Regions from separate parts of the Homo sapiens genome. Here region 2 is linked to region 1. A link is a loop called in an ENCODE intact Hi-C map of the cell type or tissue named here. Cell type or tissue: sigmoid colon. All regions are shown on one strand. Region 1 overlaps SGCD (sarcoglycan delta). Region 2 overlaps SGCD (sarcoglycan delta).

Region 1 (8,000 bases):
AAATCCCTCATTGGACATCTCAGCTCTTTCAAGATTTCCTTCTGGCCCTTGTCTCCAGTTTTCTATTTCTCCTTCTCCTCACAGATCTTATTTCCTGGCTCTTCCAGATGTGCTGGCCCCAGCTCCCTTCTCCTTCCTAGACAAATAAATGCCCCTTTCCTTCTGTGGAATAATTCTCAGAGCTCCATTCCAGACTGAGACCTGCCATTGTCTCTAACCTTGCGAGAGCCCTCCGCCTTGCCCCCATTTGTTCTCCTCATCTGCAGCATCAAAGTGGTCAGATAAGATGACTTCCGGGTTCCATCATGCTTGGAAGTGCTGTCCTATCTCTGCTGTTTCAATCTCCTACTCATTAGGGAGCCTTTCCAATGTCCTTCTTTGTGTTGGAGGGCTGGTGTGGACACACTGGCAAGGGATGAGGTCTGCTTAATAGATGTGATTATGTGAGTAAGGAGAGTGCACTAATAAGTACTCATCATGCATTCTTTTCCACGTGTTGTCCCATTGCAGTAGAATGGCGACATCCACAAGAGTGGTGATGTCCACAGGAGTGGTTTCCTACACTCACAGCACTTTACCACCCATAGATTTCTTTTTATAAACACAATGTCATTTGATTCTTTCAAACTTTCTATAACATAGATAGATACAGTAGGCAGTGATAGTCCAATGTTATAGATGCAGAAACTGAGGTTCAGAAAGATCAAATGATTTGCCCCAAATCATGTTATCACAGAATAAGAATGAGTTGGGAAATAATTCATGTCTTCTGATTCCTAGTCCGACAGTCTTGACAAAGAGAAAAGCCACCCCAGATGCCCAGTGGCTGGTTGGCACTATCAGCCCAGCCTTAGCATTCTCCTGCTTCAATGTAATTTTTCAGAACACGCGCACCAGACAAGGCTGTTCAGTGGCCATGATGGATCAAGACAAAACAACACAAACACACAAACACAACTCTGGTCATGTGTGTACATAGCAAAACTATCAACATTGTCCAGACCACAAAAAAGACCAAACATCCCCCTATCCTGGCTAATAAGAGTGACTCTGTTTCTTTATTCACCACATTTTTTGCATTTCCCTGGTCTGTCTTTGTTCTAGATAAGATTTACTCCCATTTTCTGATAGTATTTAATCCAGGGTAGAGCCTTATTTCCTTAAACGTTCCCCAAAATAAGCTAATATAAGGTCACATTCTCTGATAAGTCCTTTCTCATGACTTCTTTCTGAGATGCCCTATGGTTTTCCTTATGGTGTGTGTTGTCCCTCACTGCAATGAGTAATAAACCCAATTTGTTCAACAACAGGTGTGTTCCTAGTGGTCTTTGGCTGGAAGGCACTGGGGACTCTCTCATTGCTATTTATTATTAAGTGACACTCTTTTGAAAAATACCAGAAAGAAAACAATTCCATGTCAGAATCTTCTGAACAATTTTGGAAAAAGTATAAGATTTCTAGACTCTACCCTCAAATTTTTTTCTGTAGGAACTTCTAGTTGAAAAGATGAATTTCTTTTGATCTGAGCTAGGTTCAGTGAGAATGATTATACTCCTGGATTATTCCTGTGTGTTTCTGTAGACCAGCTTTTGAGAACCCCATGAAATTTAGGTATTCAGGTAGATCCAGTAGATCCAGCTCAGATAGATTGGAATGCTTTCTTCTTTTAGAAATTCTAGCTCATCAACCTGGTTTACTTTTTCCATGGTACCTAAATCTTTCTGCAGTTTTCTGGTTTAATAATAAAATTTTAAATGTATATTGGTGTGTCTCCATCAGAATATAGATGCTATGGAATCGGGCTTGATTTCCTTGTGCAGTATTACAGCTCCACATTCAAGAACAGCATCTGTTGTCATCTGATAAACTATCTAAATTTAGTTTTCACTGAACAAAATCCTAATATAAAAGATTGAACAACTTCTAAGGCAATTAATTACAGTAACCATTTCTGCTATGAAATGATCTGTATACTAAGGAAATAAATTTCTCTTGGTGTCAAATGCAGCCAGTGGGTTAAGGGTACAAAGTTAAACACATTTCAGCTGAATTTTAAAAAGCTCTTTCTGATAATTAGGGAGGGCCAAAGATATGTGATTGTCTCGAGAAGTGTTGAGCCTCTGGTGCCTTGAGAAATGCAAGCAAAAATCCACAACTATTTGACAGCAATTTGGTGGTTAGCTGAGGGAAATCACAGTCAAGGATTAGTTTGGAGGAAGGGCTTGCTGGTCTTCAAAATTATAGCCCAAGAATATATTACTAAAAGTAATTGACAAGACCTGGCTAAAGTCATGAGACTGATTTTCATGGTCAGCTTTTGAAAACCAGTCCACTGAACATTGAAGTCTCATACAATCTTGTTAGATATGTGTGTTCTATGAAAAGCTTTTTGTAGTCAAAGCGATGAGACTAATGGTGTTTTCTCTCTCTCTCTCTCCTCTCTCCTCTCTATCTCTCTATCTCTCTATATCTCTCAGGTCCAAAAGCCGTAGAAGCTTATGGTAAAAAATTTGAGGTAAAAACTGTTTCTGGAAAATTGCTCTTCTCTGCAGACAATAATGAAGTGGTAGTAGGAGCTGAAAGATTACGAGTTTTAGGTAAGGAAACTTGAATCATTTAACTTGTTTGATGCTACTGTGTACATTTTAGAGGAGAAGCAAAATGGTGTTATGAACAGGATATGTCCTCCCAAAATTCATATATCGAAATCCTAACTCCCAAGATAATGGTATTAGGAGGTGGAGCCTTGAGGGGTAATTAAGTCATGAGGGTTGAGCCCTCATGAATGGGATTAGTGTCCTTCCAAGGGGATGAGAAGACCAGAGATCCCTCTCTGACATGAGAGGGTACAAGAAGTCAGCAGTCTGCAACCTGGAATAGGAGCCTCACCAGAACCTGACCAGGCTCGTATCTGATCTCAGACTTTAAGCCTCCAGAACTGTGAGAAATCAATTTCTGTTGTTTATAAGCCACCCAGGCTATGGTACTTTGTTACAGCAGCCTGAACTGACTAAGACAAATGGTGTCTAGAAGAGTGATTTAGGCCAGTTTCCTGGATTCTTTTAAAGCAAGGCAGTTGAACCTCCCTGAGTCTGGTCCCCTAGTGGAAATTTCTCAAGCTGTCAAGTCTTTTTGGCACATCTTTCAACACTGAGCTTTGTGTGAAAATGAGTGCTCATCCAAAGAAGTCTCATTTAGAACATCCTGTACTCACAGACTGGCAGGCGTGCTTGACGCATTCCAGACTTGCATACATGATGCAGTGATTCCTAAACCTGGTTGCAACTGAAGAATCATCTAGGAAACTTTGGAAGGGTTTAGGTTCATAGTTCCAACTCTGATTTACTGAATTAGAAGCTATGGTGAAAACACTGAGAATTCGTTATTAAAAATATTTGCAGAAATTTCTATGATCCCACTGTTGGAATTATTGAATTTGAGCACATAGCAAATGAATCTTTTATGGCTGTATGCTGAAATGATCTAGCATGGTGATTTAAGGATCCTAGAACTCCAGCTGACCGGGTTTTTAATTCCTGCTGTCACCCACTAGTTTTGTGACTTTGGGCAAGTTGCTGGCATCACTGAGCCAGTTTCCTTTTCTGCTCAATAAGGCTAAGAACATCTCCCATCTTGAGTTGTCCCTAAGGTTAAATGAGACTCTGTTACATCCACTTATCAGAGCCCCTAGCACAAAATAGTGCTCAGTCAACAGTAGGTGCTGCTGCTGCTGTTACTACTTATACTACTATTACTATTAATGCTAATTCTACTTTTCCTTCTTTAGCTCCCTGAGATTCACTGTAGCATAGTGATTAAAATCTCAGGCTCTAGAATTAGCCTGTTTTTAACCCAATTTCTATCCTTTGCTAGCTGTGTAACCTTAAGCAAAGTATCTAATCTCTCTGTGCCTGCTTGCTTACCTGTTTATAAAATTGGTATAATAGAAGTATCTATCTTCTGAGACTGCTAAAAAGATTGAATGAAATCATCTATGTAAAGTACTGAGTTGGCTAAAATACTAAGTGTCCAATAAGTGCTAGGTGTTATCATCTTAAATTATTAGTATTATTATAAGGTACGTTTACCTGAAATTATATTTATCTCTGCATTATTATTTGCACTTTGCATCTTCTTTATCTTCCATTACTCCTGTATTTTTTCTTGGTCTTTACCTCCTCCCACAGTCAGCTTGTCTGGTCTATTTCTCTCTTCCTCTCTCAGTACACATACATGTCTAATTTCCTTTCTGGATGACTCTTAGAGCTTCATCTCCAGTCTGGTATCTTCCTTGAATTCTGGATCTTCTTTATCTGGATATTCTGCCAGCCTCTCAAATTCAGTGGATCTTGAATGCCTATCATGGTCAAATGCACGCATATGTACATGTGTGCATATATATTCCATCACCTCACCCCCGACTCTCCCACTTGTATTTGCCCCTGACTTCCTTAACACTCTTACTGTCCCCATTATACTGTCCTGTCCCAGTCTCATCCTGGCCATCATGAGCTCAGCATAGTCAAAAGATGGAAGTGACCATCCTTATGGGGCTTAATGGAGGCAAAAATGCAGGGTGCAGAGATGATAAAGCCAGGTGCAGTCTAATCCCTGGTCAGTGGTTTATGTGTGGCATGATCTGAAACAACTCCCTTTTTCTTTCAGGGCCTTGCTTTTTTATATCTGTAAAATTAGAGTTACCTAGAGAAGATATTTTTATACAATGTTTTCCAGTGACCAAAGCTTTTAAAAATAAAATTTCATACATAGTCCCAATAAATAAAATAGATGAAAGACCAAGATTTCTCTGGGTTGTAGGCGAGTATATTAGTCTGTTCTCACCCTGCTAATAAAGACATACCCTAGACTGGGTAATTTATAAAGAAAAAGAGGTTTAATGGACTGACAGTTCCAAATGGCTGGAGAGGCCTCACAATCATGACAGAAAGCAAAGGAAGAACAAAGACACATTTTACATGGAGGCAGGCAAGAGAGCACATGCAGGAAAACTGCCCTTTATGCAACCATCAGATCTCATGAGACTTATTCACGATCATAAGAACAGCCTAGGAAAAAACCCACCCCTATGATTCAATTATCTCCAACTGGGTTCATGGGACTATGGTTGCTACAATTCAAGATCAGATTTGAGCGGAGACACAGCCAAACCATGTCGGTGAGGATTTGAAAGGGGAGACTTGAGACATTGGAGTCTTAGTATAGTTTGATTCTTTTCCCCCTCTGTGTCCTCTGGGGACTGCTTATAACTTATTTTTTAAAACCCCTTATGTGGATACTCTTTTTATAAAAGGTCTATTGATTACTTGCTATGATTTAGGTACTATGCTTGATATGCAGTATTATATTTACACCTCAGAAACACCTTGTGGGGTAGACACCATTTTTATCACCCCTGTTTTACAGTTGACACAATTGAGCTGAGCCATAGGGAAAGGTGAACCAAAGCATGGCTGACAGCTAGAATTCACAACCTGGCATGTTGGACATAGAGGGCTTTACCTTAAAGCCCTATACTTGCTGTGGCCTCTATCTGGTCTCATTTTCAGAAGGGGAACATTGCCCAAGATCAAGTGCCAGTAAGTGGAAGGGCCCATGTTCAAATCCCTGCCTATAGACTCCAGCCTCGGTGCACTTCACTACATGTAAATATGTTCCTAAGACTTTTCCTATTTTCACAATTTATGCTTTCCTCTTTTTGTAGAAATGGCATTTTCTATTTTAATTCTTGGCTGGTGTGGAGGGAAACCCAGAGACTTCGAGCTATCCTCATGTTTAAGAGCACTTTGGGCCAGGCGCAGTGGCTCACATCTGTAATCCCAGCACTTTGGGAGCCCAGTGCAGGTGGATCATGAGGTCAGGATTTCAAGACCAGCCTGACCAACATGGTGAAACCCCGTCTCTACTAAAAATATAAAAATTATCCAGGTGTGGTGGCACACAGCTGTAATCCCAGCTACTGGGGAGGCTGAGGCAGGAGAATTGCTTGAACCCAGGTGGTGGAGGTTGCAGAGAGCCAAGATCGTGCCACTGTACTCCAGCCTGGGCAATATAGTGAGACTCTGTCTCAAAAAACAAAAACAAAAACAAAAAACTTTGCTGTACCAGCTGTAAAACAAAAATGCCTAGGGGAAAAAGTGGTGTTATCTCACACCCAGATCATTCTATGCAAGTGAATTTGGCACTTCCTGTTAATTCCTTGGTGCATCATGAGTCACTTCACCACTTTAAAATCTGACTTTGCAATGGCATAGGATAATTTTAAACGTCCAGACACTTTGGCTTAATCTTAACATCCAAAACTCTGTGATGGTATCACTTCAGAACTTAACCTCTACCCTACCCCACCCCCACATTCACTTAGACTGAAGACTGGGAAATGATTATAGGTTTTGGTCACTTCAAAGCAGGTGGGTATTTTCGTTGTTGTTTGCAGCTATGTTTGTGATATTTCATTTAGAGCATAATGTAGGATAAAATCTGTCTCTCTTCATCATTAGGAACATTTGCTTTTTTATGTGAAATGTAGAAAGGAAGCATCAAAATAAATATCACTGCTGCTGTCAATGCTAAAAAGACTTGGAAATGACCACCCCACAAATCTTGCATCAACCTACTCAGTGAAATGAGCCCAGTGGGTTGCAGAAATGAGCTTCTTATCAGCTGGGATTCAGCCATATGGTGTGGAATGACAAGTCTAGGCAGTTTCATTTTCAGCATAATGAGAAGTTTGTCTTTTTGAGTCGTCAGACTGTATAAACTCTTGGGAGGTTTGAATCTGGTTGCACATTTCATGGTAGCATCTAACATAGCTGGGTTTTATCCTTATCAGGACCACTTAGGACCTGAGTGACCGTATTCAAGTATGTTTTCTCTCTAAGCTTTAGTTTCCATTTGTATAGAAAAAGAAAAAAAAATGGAAGGAAGAATGAATGACTATAATAAGAAATATAAGTAAATGCTATGTAAAAAGTCAATTATTTAAGTTGATAGCAAGTTGAGTAGAAATAAGCAGTAGAGACCTAAAAACATAATGTCTCTTACATGTAGTAGCTTTACTTGTGGATTCAGAACAATTTTAAAAATTTTTCTCTGGATAACCACACCCACCTATTCAGTTTTTAGGACAATGACAACCTTGAGCACATTCAAGGGATCTTGAATAGTATGGTAAAAAGACTAGAAGCTCAATTATTTGGAAACTTTTATTCTGGAAAAGATATAGGAGGAATAAATGTAGGTAGGCTGTAGTCACTGAGCTCTCATACATGCATGACTTTCCTGGGGAAAGCAGAGCAACCAAGAGCCATGCAGTTGAGTAATTAAAAACACAGGTTTTGTAGCTAACTATATATCCTGGTTTCTGTTGTAAGCTAGTGCTTTGGGTATGTTGCTTCATCGTTCTAGGGATCCTCTTATAACTCTGTGACATAGGGTAATAATGTTGGGTGCTCTGTGCTGTTGGGAGTACTGAACTACACAGTGTGTGTAGAGTTAATAGTACAGTGTGTGGAACACAGTAAGCATTCAGTACATGCTAACTGGTGTTGGTGATGGATTTTTTTTTCAATTGACACATTACAGGCAAACATACAATTTGATTTTTTGATACATCTCCATCATATAATGATGAAACTAAGGTAGTTAGCATATTCAACACCTTGTGCGTTTATCATTTCTTTTTGATGACAACATTCAAAAACCAGTCTTGTAGCTATTTTATAACATACAGTAACTTACTGTTAACTGTAGTCACCCTCCTGCACAATAGAACACCAGAACTTATTTCTCCTATCTAAATGCAACTTTTATCCATTAACCAAACTCCCCAACCTTCTCTCCTCCATCCCCTCCCAATTTATGGTAACCACCTTTCTATTCTCAACTTCTATTTAATATGAAATCAACTTTTTTAAAATTCCACATATGAATGAGATCCTGTGGTATTTTTCTTTGTATGTCTGGTTATTTTACTTAGCAAA
Region 2 (8,000 bases), 200 kb before region 1:
ATATATTATTGAGGATAAAATTTTAAAATAAATTTAGTGTAGCCTAAGTGTACCGTTTTTATAAAGTCTACAGTAGTGTTCAGCAATATCCTAGGCTCTCACATTCACTCACCACTCACTCGCTGACTTACCCAGGGAGAGAAACTTCCAGTCCCGCAAGCTCCATTCAAGAAAGTGCCCTATACAGGTGAAACTTTGTATTTTAAATCTTTTGTACCATATTTTTACTGTATGTTTTCTGTTTAGATACACAAAAACTTCCCATTGCATCACAGTTGCCTACTGTATTAAGTACAGTAACGTGCTATACACATTTATAGCCTATGAGCAATAAGCTATATCATACAGCCTGGGTGTGTAGCACGCTCTACTATCTAGGTTTGTGTAAGTACACGCTATGTTAGCACAACGATGAAATTGCCTAATGATGCATTCCTCAGAACACGTGCCTATTGTGAAATGACGCATGGCTGTATATACAGTCAGCCCTCTGTATCTGTGGGTTTCCCGTCTGTGTATTCAATCAACCACAGATAGAAAGTATTTAAAACAAAAAAGAAAAGAAAAAGGATAGTTGCATCTGTACTGAACACATACAGACTTTTTACTTGTCATTATTCCCTAAACAATACAGTGTAATAACTGTTTACAAAGCATTTGCATTGTATTAGGCATTAAAAATAATCTAGATATGATTTAAAGTGTATAAGAAAATGTGTGTATATTATATACAAGGACTACACCATTTTATAAGACACTTGAGCATCTGTGGATTTTGGTATCTGCAGGGGGTCCTGAAACCAATCTGCTGCAGATACTAAGGGATGACTCTCTATATACATGTATGTGTTTGCTAGTACTATCATATTTTGAAATTTTGCAGGGCAAAAAATATCATCCAAGTCTAATATTTTCTTTTTTGTTGAAATGTTCTTAAATTTTGGACGAGAATAAACTAATGCCTTGGGAAATGTTGCTGTGATTTCATGAGAAGTTGTTGTGCCACGTTTTAATTCATAGTTAATGTCTAGAGCTTTGTATAAACCATTTGAAAAGGTGTTGCAACATGTCCCTGTTAGCAACTTTAGTTCTTTTAGCACTACGTATATTGAATGTATTAGGAGTTTCTCAAATGCAAGAAATACTAGGTCACACTGATAAAATACTTACCTTTGTATGGCTCCTGTTTCAGACTCTAAGACATTTGCTATCTTGCAGCATTACATTATCATCTCAGTATAACAGTGATAGATAGCAACAAGACACTCATATCTACCCCATCCATACATTCAACAAGCATTTTTTGAGGTCCAGACATCAGAAATAAAGTGGTGAAGAATGGACGGGGTCTTCAACCTCTTAGAGCCTACAGTCTGGTGGGACAAGAAGACACTGAATACATGTGGCAAAAGGAAACTGTGTAGTAGTGAAATGGGGAAAGTTCCCTTGCCCCCTCTTAGGACGTTCCATGAGGGTGTGGCTTGCTTCTTCAGTGTGCACTATTCAAACTTCTAAGGGGAGCATACAGATAGGCAGGTTGTAGGGCTCTGACTCCATGGCAGTGTCTAGGGGTGAATGTTTACAGCTGAAGGCCCGGGGGGCATGTGTTACAGGGTGCTCTTTTAGTTTAACCATCATAGGCAGCTTGTGTTAGCTCAATTAGACCTCTGACTTATTGCAAGGACAGAGGCTTTCTGTATCCCAGGGTTCTTGCCTTGGTGTCCCGGAAGAATTGGATCATGTGTCGGCTTGGAGAATGAGTTCAAGGTTTTATTCAGTGGGAGTAGCTCTCAGCAGGTAGGGTAGCCAGAAGGCAGATAGTTTTCCCTTGGAGTCGGGCCCCTTGGTGGCCTGTGCTCTCCTCTGACTGCCCCAGCCAAACTTTGGGTCATTCTGCTGGTCGGTGGCCTGCCAGCATGCTGGTGCCTGTCAGTGCATTCCTCTCGACATCCAGCCACCCATGTGCTCCTCCCAACATCCAGCCACCTGTGTGTCTGCCTGCTTGCTTGGGTCTCGGGTTTTTATAGGCACAGGATGGGGGCGTGGCGGGGAAATTCAACATTTGGGCAGAAAAACAAAAATGCCTATCCTCACCTAGGTCTGTGGGCACAGGCCCAGGGTTGGAGCCCTAGCCAGGGATCATGCCCTCCTCTACCCAGCACTTCCCTGCCCCGCTTCCATATCATTTAAAGGGACCACGCCCTTCTCTTCTCAGCATTTCGCTTCTCTATCAGTAGGGAAACCAAGAGACAGGGACAGGACGGACATGCTTGAATAAATGAAATGTAATTAAGCAGTTCCTTTACTATGTGGTGATCTAAGACCTCAAATGTTAGGGGTATTTATTTTCACAAGAATCCTATAGACTACATTCATACAAGCTTCACGCTGTTTGTGGTACAGTGAAGCCAGCTCACACTGGCTCATGAGAGCCAATTGTTAAATGTTCAAGAATTTTACCAATAAGTCAGTTGTTAAACAGCTATTATTAAAATTAAATCATTTATAAACATACAGTTAAATAAATTAAAAGATAATAAATACTCAAAACTCATTTCTTCCTACATTTATGGCTGTTGATGCTCTTGCTGTGATTTAGTTTATTGTATCTGTGTAGCGGTGGACGCACCACATGATAGCGTGCTCCTGTGCATCTCTTCTCTGCTCCATGTAGAGTGAAGTCATGTTAATAGGTTGAAATTGGCCATAGTGAGAGTATTTACACCACAGAAATTGGCAAGCACTACAAATTAAGATCATCCATCTCCCAGAGCCATTGGTACATAGTTACTAACAAAGTGCTGTCTTACTGCAATGTTTGACATCTAGAGCATCCATCTGCTTCTGAGATTTAACTGGCTATTCAGATGTTGTGGAATGAGCTGAGAGGAGCCAGAACCAGGAGCCAGGTGACTCAGATTCCAGTACCCACTTTGCTGCTGGTGAGTTTTGTACTGTGGGTATGCCACTTAACAAATGTTGGTCGTTGACACTCACAAGAGATGGGTAAGACCTGATTCTTTCCCTGAAAAAGGCCACATTCTAAGCAGTAAAAGACAAAGATGCATCTAACTAATTACATCAATTGTGATTTAATGGTGCTTTGGGAGTCAGACAAGTAAGTCTCATATTGGACACTTGGGAGGAATTCATGAGAATACAATATGTGGAGTAGGAACTGAGCAGAATGTATTGGCACACAGTAGGTGGAGGATAACCTTGGCAAGTTATGATTTAGTCATGTCTGGATCAAGGATGGGAAGCTTTGTTTGGGGGGTGGTGGGAAGTGGCAGTAGTGGATGACGTAAGTTTATAAATTAAGATCAGATTGTGATAAGCAGTTGTGTAATACCAATGGAGTTTATAAACTATTTTTTACACATTGAGTAATGATCTCTTCAGTACTTTGAACATAATAGCTCCAATAACTGAAGAAGGGGTAAATTAAAAGGATTAATATATCAGAAAATAGCTGGAAAACCAATTTGGGAATTAACATGATGGAGAAGAGACAATACGAGAGATTGTAAGAGGTAACCTGTACTAAACAGTTGATAGTGACCATTACTTATCCACAAAAAGGACAATTATTACATCTATGATCAGGGCCATAATTTAGCTACTTAAGTTCCTAGACATTTTCACTTTTGGGGGCTCCTTCCTCCACAAAAATATGTGTAAGAATTATATTTTGCAATTGTGTTGGTATAAAAACTAATATGTTAATGTGATATAAAGTATTTTCTTTGACGTAAGTGTCTGCTTTTTTCCTTCCGATTTTAAAAGAAATTAAAACGTTTGTGTTTTAATTTCATTCCTCTAAAAATATTGTGGCCCTTGGCTTTGTGCCTGCTGTGCTTTTATGGATGCGCCAATTCTGTCTCTGACTCATTCAAAAAGTTGATAGCAAAAGAGGGAACATGTTGGGTAAGTTATTGGAAGAAGAGGAAACACTGTGTAAACATATAGTCTTTTGAGAATTCATATTGGCTAGAACAGGCTTACATAATCATATTGCACTGGTTACTTCCTTTGCTATTGGCTTTATCCGTGTATTGAAAAATCACAGTACTGGCTGTATCTGTCCTTAATTTACTGAATGACAGGATGTGTGTGATTATGCAGGGTATGTGCAAGGTAAGTGTGTGTGCATTGTGGAAATGAGTGAATGCTAAACAAATGGGAGAAGCAAGGGCTATTTATTCTGAGCTTGCTGTCGTAAGAGAGTCAAGCCATCACTTTCATTTTGGCAGAGACTCAAAGGCAGGCAGAGGGCTTTATAATGGACAAAAGGGAAGACTTTAGGAATGCCTTGCTTGCAGGCTGTGCCATGGAGAAGCTGGATGCAGCTAACTAGGACTAGGGCATCCTATGTGATTGGTTAGGATGTATATTTGGCTTTCTCTGGTTGGTCCTAAGTTGGAAGCTGAGACAAAATTAGGGAAGCTGTCAGTTATTTAATGACGTCCTGGCCATTTTAGGCCAGATTGTTAGAGTTATTGTTTAGCTTCCTGGATTGTCAGTAGAGACAGTAGTCTGGCTTCCTGCAAGTCTGACTTTTAGCTGGCTGGCTCCATGAGTTGTTTATTGTAGATGGGGGAATGGTTTTCTGGGAAGGTTGCTGCATTTTGTGGGACTCAGTTCTGTTTTATATACGGTCTGGCCATCATCCATTTGTATATTCAGTCTTTCAACATGTACCAAGCTCTGTGCTAAACTGTACATCTAATCCTCTTCATGATCCTGTGAAGAAGGTACTCCAACATTTGCAGAGAGGAAAAGGATCATTAGCGAGGTTACATGATTTGTTAGGAAGGGGTAGAGCCTGGTTTCAGACACATATATATCTGTCTGTAGCCTGTGGGCTTTACGACCCTGCCCTACAGGGATACAGCTTCCTTCGTTGCAAAATGAGGAGATAAACTAAGTTAATCTCTAGAGTTCCTTCTAGGTCAAATTTGCTAATTCAAAACTTGACACAAGGAGTCATCCTACTTAGTTATGACTGTAGTTGGTCTACCAGAGCAACTATTTACTGCCAACACAATGATACTATGAGTTTAATTTTGACATATCCATAGGACCTTGAATATGTTCATGTTTCTTCACTTAGAATTTTGAAAACTCAGAAGAACTGAAGTCAAGCTACCTGGGTAACTGAACCCTTTTTATGAAGTAAGCCCCGGAGGAGTTGTGCTTCCACACTCTCCCCACCACTGCAATCCATTTTCCCCTGGAACGATTTAATTTCATGCACAGAGAGAGATTCGGCGTGGGCAAAGAGAATGCACTATCATGTCATTCAGTCATGTCTGCGATTTCTCAGCTTCTCTCCAGTGCTGTAGAAATGATTAATTCCTTGGGAAGGAAGCCAAGAAAATCATGAAAATAGCAAAAATATTTCGACTGCAATTGTGGAGCACATAAACTTGTCAGTGGAGTGATGAGAAAACTGCTGGGTTGCCTCTCATTAGCAGCAAAATATTTTATTTATATATGTAGTTTTTGTGTGTTTTTATTGTTGCAGGGTGGAGGGTATCAGGAGGGTTTGGGGCTTAGGTAAGCGGGGTTTTGGAGAGAAAATATTTCATGCCCTTGTTGGACTTCTCAACCGAGGGATGCTGAGCTTTCTGCCAACAGTATTGATTGGTTAATATGTTTTGAGTGTTCCGCGGTGTGGAGCATGGTAGGGTAGTTTACAACGTGTGACTTATTGACCTCTGGACAGTATTGTTGAAGCTGTTTCAAGAGGCAGGCATGTGTGGGAGACAGAAAAAAGAGTGTGTTCTCACAATAATAATGATAGCTTACACTGCCTGACATCTTAGTATATGGCAGGCCTGCTAAATGCTGACCATGCACTGTTTCACTGAACCTTCACTGGAACTTAGAAGGACCTACTATTGTGATTCCTATTTCGAATAATTGAGGTGATGTAATTCACCCATACCTACAGGTAGTAAGAGATAAAGCTAGGGCTCAGTCCCAGTACTCTGACTCATAAGCCTAAGCACTAGCCATTAGGTCCTACTGCCTCTCAGAAACAAAGACGACTGGGGCATAAAAAGGGCTTTACAGATATTTTGGTCTGAGACTTTTAAGGTCTATTTCTAGGAGGTTAAAGGGTCACAAAGGAGCCCTGGAGGAAAGAGTATTGATCAGGTTCTCATCCCTGCATTAACCTGAGCAGGCTGGCATTTGGGTTATATATTCAGTATCTGGACTTTGTGTAAGATCTCCTTTGGAGAGCTCATTCCAATAAGGAGGAGGGAGAGAATGAAGTTTGAAAGAAAACTTTTTTTTTCTAGTTTATGTTCTTTATTTTAGGGCAGTCGGTCTGCAAACTTTTTCTATAAAGGATCAAAGAGTAAAAGTTTTATGCTTCAAGGTCTACAGATAATCTCAATTGCATATTCTTTTTTGTTTTGCTTTTTATAAACTTTTAAAAATGTAAAAACCATTCTTAGCTCACAAGCTATACAACAACAATCCCCAAATTGGATTTGACCCACAGGCTCTGGCTATACTTTTTCCTCTCCGTTCTAGAGGACAAATCCAATGTTCAGAGAAGGAAAGTGATTTGCCTGAGGTTACACAGCTGAGACCAGAACTCAAATTGTCCAGAAGAGCTTTACAGGCCCTGTTGACCACACTGGGCAGTTGGACGTTCACTGTGACCTGTGGCATGCCAGACACAGTGCTAACTGCTTGGAAGATTAACATGTGGGAAAAGCATCCCTGTCTCCCCGAGCAGCTTAGAGTCTATGGAGAGACAAGTCTTAAATGTACAAGTTAACCAGCCACGCGGAGCCCTCCTCAAAGCAGTACATAAGTCATTGCTAAACAAGTGACTGAAATTTTAAATGCCGAGTTCCAAGGAAGCAGGGTAAAATGATTTTTGACAGCTCCCAACCAAGAGCAGGCACAAATTTGATGGGTTTCTGGGCAAAAGGATCTGTTGTTCTCCATCTCTCTTGCCTATTGAAAAACGGGTTTGAATCTGTCCTGAGGCTGATAAAGAGGCAGGATTTATTAACATAGGGCCCTTTGCTTCTGGGTCAGCATCCAAACCTTTTTAACCCCTTTATACAAGTGTTCCAGGGAATTTGAAAGCTGTCCCTATGGGCTGGATACATCTCCCCTGAGGCGCTGCCTGAAGTTCCCTCATTGGTTATTCTTTCTGCTTAGGCATTGGCCTTTGGTTTAACATGCAGATGTGTCATCTGCGAGACCTGACAGTCTGAAGTGATAGAGTTGTGGGTATTATTCACATGCAAGTGTTAATCAGAGTAATATTATCATCCAGCTAAGCTCTAAGAGAAAGTGCAGTTAAGTTTTACTTGAAGGGAAAAAGCAGTGGAAAACCCGGAATGAAGAAATGAGTGGGCAGAAAGAGCCTCCCTCTAGGTTTGTTGAGGAATCTATTTAGAATCAGAAAGGCCTGTTGGGGGAATGTTCTGAACATCTGATGGACAATTGAATGAAATGATCTATTAGTTTTTACCCAGCTCTAGTATTTTATTACTAAGATTGTTGGGAGGGGAGCAGATGATAAAGGATCCTAGAAAACAAACTTCTTTCTTTATAGTTATGCATGGTAAAGCTGGCTATTCACCAAAATAATAGGTGCCTTCCTGCCATAATGTGGAGTTGTTGCTGGCAGGTGGTTACACACCCAGAGACTACATTTCCCAGCCTCTCTTGCATTCAGATGTGACCAAGTGCATAGTTCTCACTCATGTAATATAAATGGAAATAATACATACCACTTACATGCCTGGCCCATAAAATTGCCTTACCTGTACTTCCCCATGCTCTTTTTCTCTTCAAACTTAACTGGACAGAGGACTTCTAGGGTAACCTTGAACATCATATATTGAGGGTGGCAGAGCCCCCATTAGCTTGGATCCTATACCTCTTTGGGTATATTGTCTAATATGGTAGGCACTAGATGCATGTGGCTGTTTAATTAATATTAAACTCCAGTTCCTCAGTCATCC

Evidence for each region. A loop is a pair of places that touch in the nucleus more often than their neighbours do. Peaks named below come from ENCODE experiments on the same cell type or tissue, not always from the same donor. Only the 100,000 strongest peaks of a DNase experiment are listed, where the experiment ranks them.
Region 2: it touches region 1 in a loop (2.1-fold over the local background); 2 of 110 quality-filtered maps call a loop at or near these places.

The regions. Positions count from the first base shown.
Region 1 is chr5:156,592,455-156,600,454 of GRCh38, forward strand. It overlaps SGCD (sarcoglycan delta), which reads left to right. Exons shown (of 9, transcript NM_000337.6): 6 at 2,478-2,597. Among named protein-coding and RNA genes, the nearest start is that of PPP1R2B, 250 kb to the right of the region's middle. In sigmoid colon, a CTCF peak has its summit at 3,106; a DNase peak (open chromatin) is centred at 3,227.
Region 2 is chr5:156,390,924-156,398,923 of GRCh38, forward strand. The region is part of intron 3 of SGCD (sarcoglycan delta); the gene reads left to right. Among named protein-coding and RNA genes, the nearest start is that of SGCD, 68 kb to the left of the region's middle. In sigmoid colon, no CTCF peak of the experiment used is centred here; no DNase peak of the experiment used is centred here; H3K27ac peaks cover 886 bases.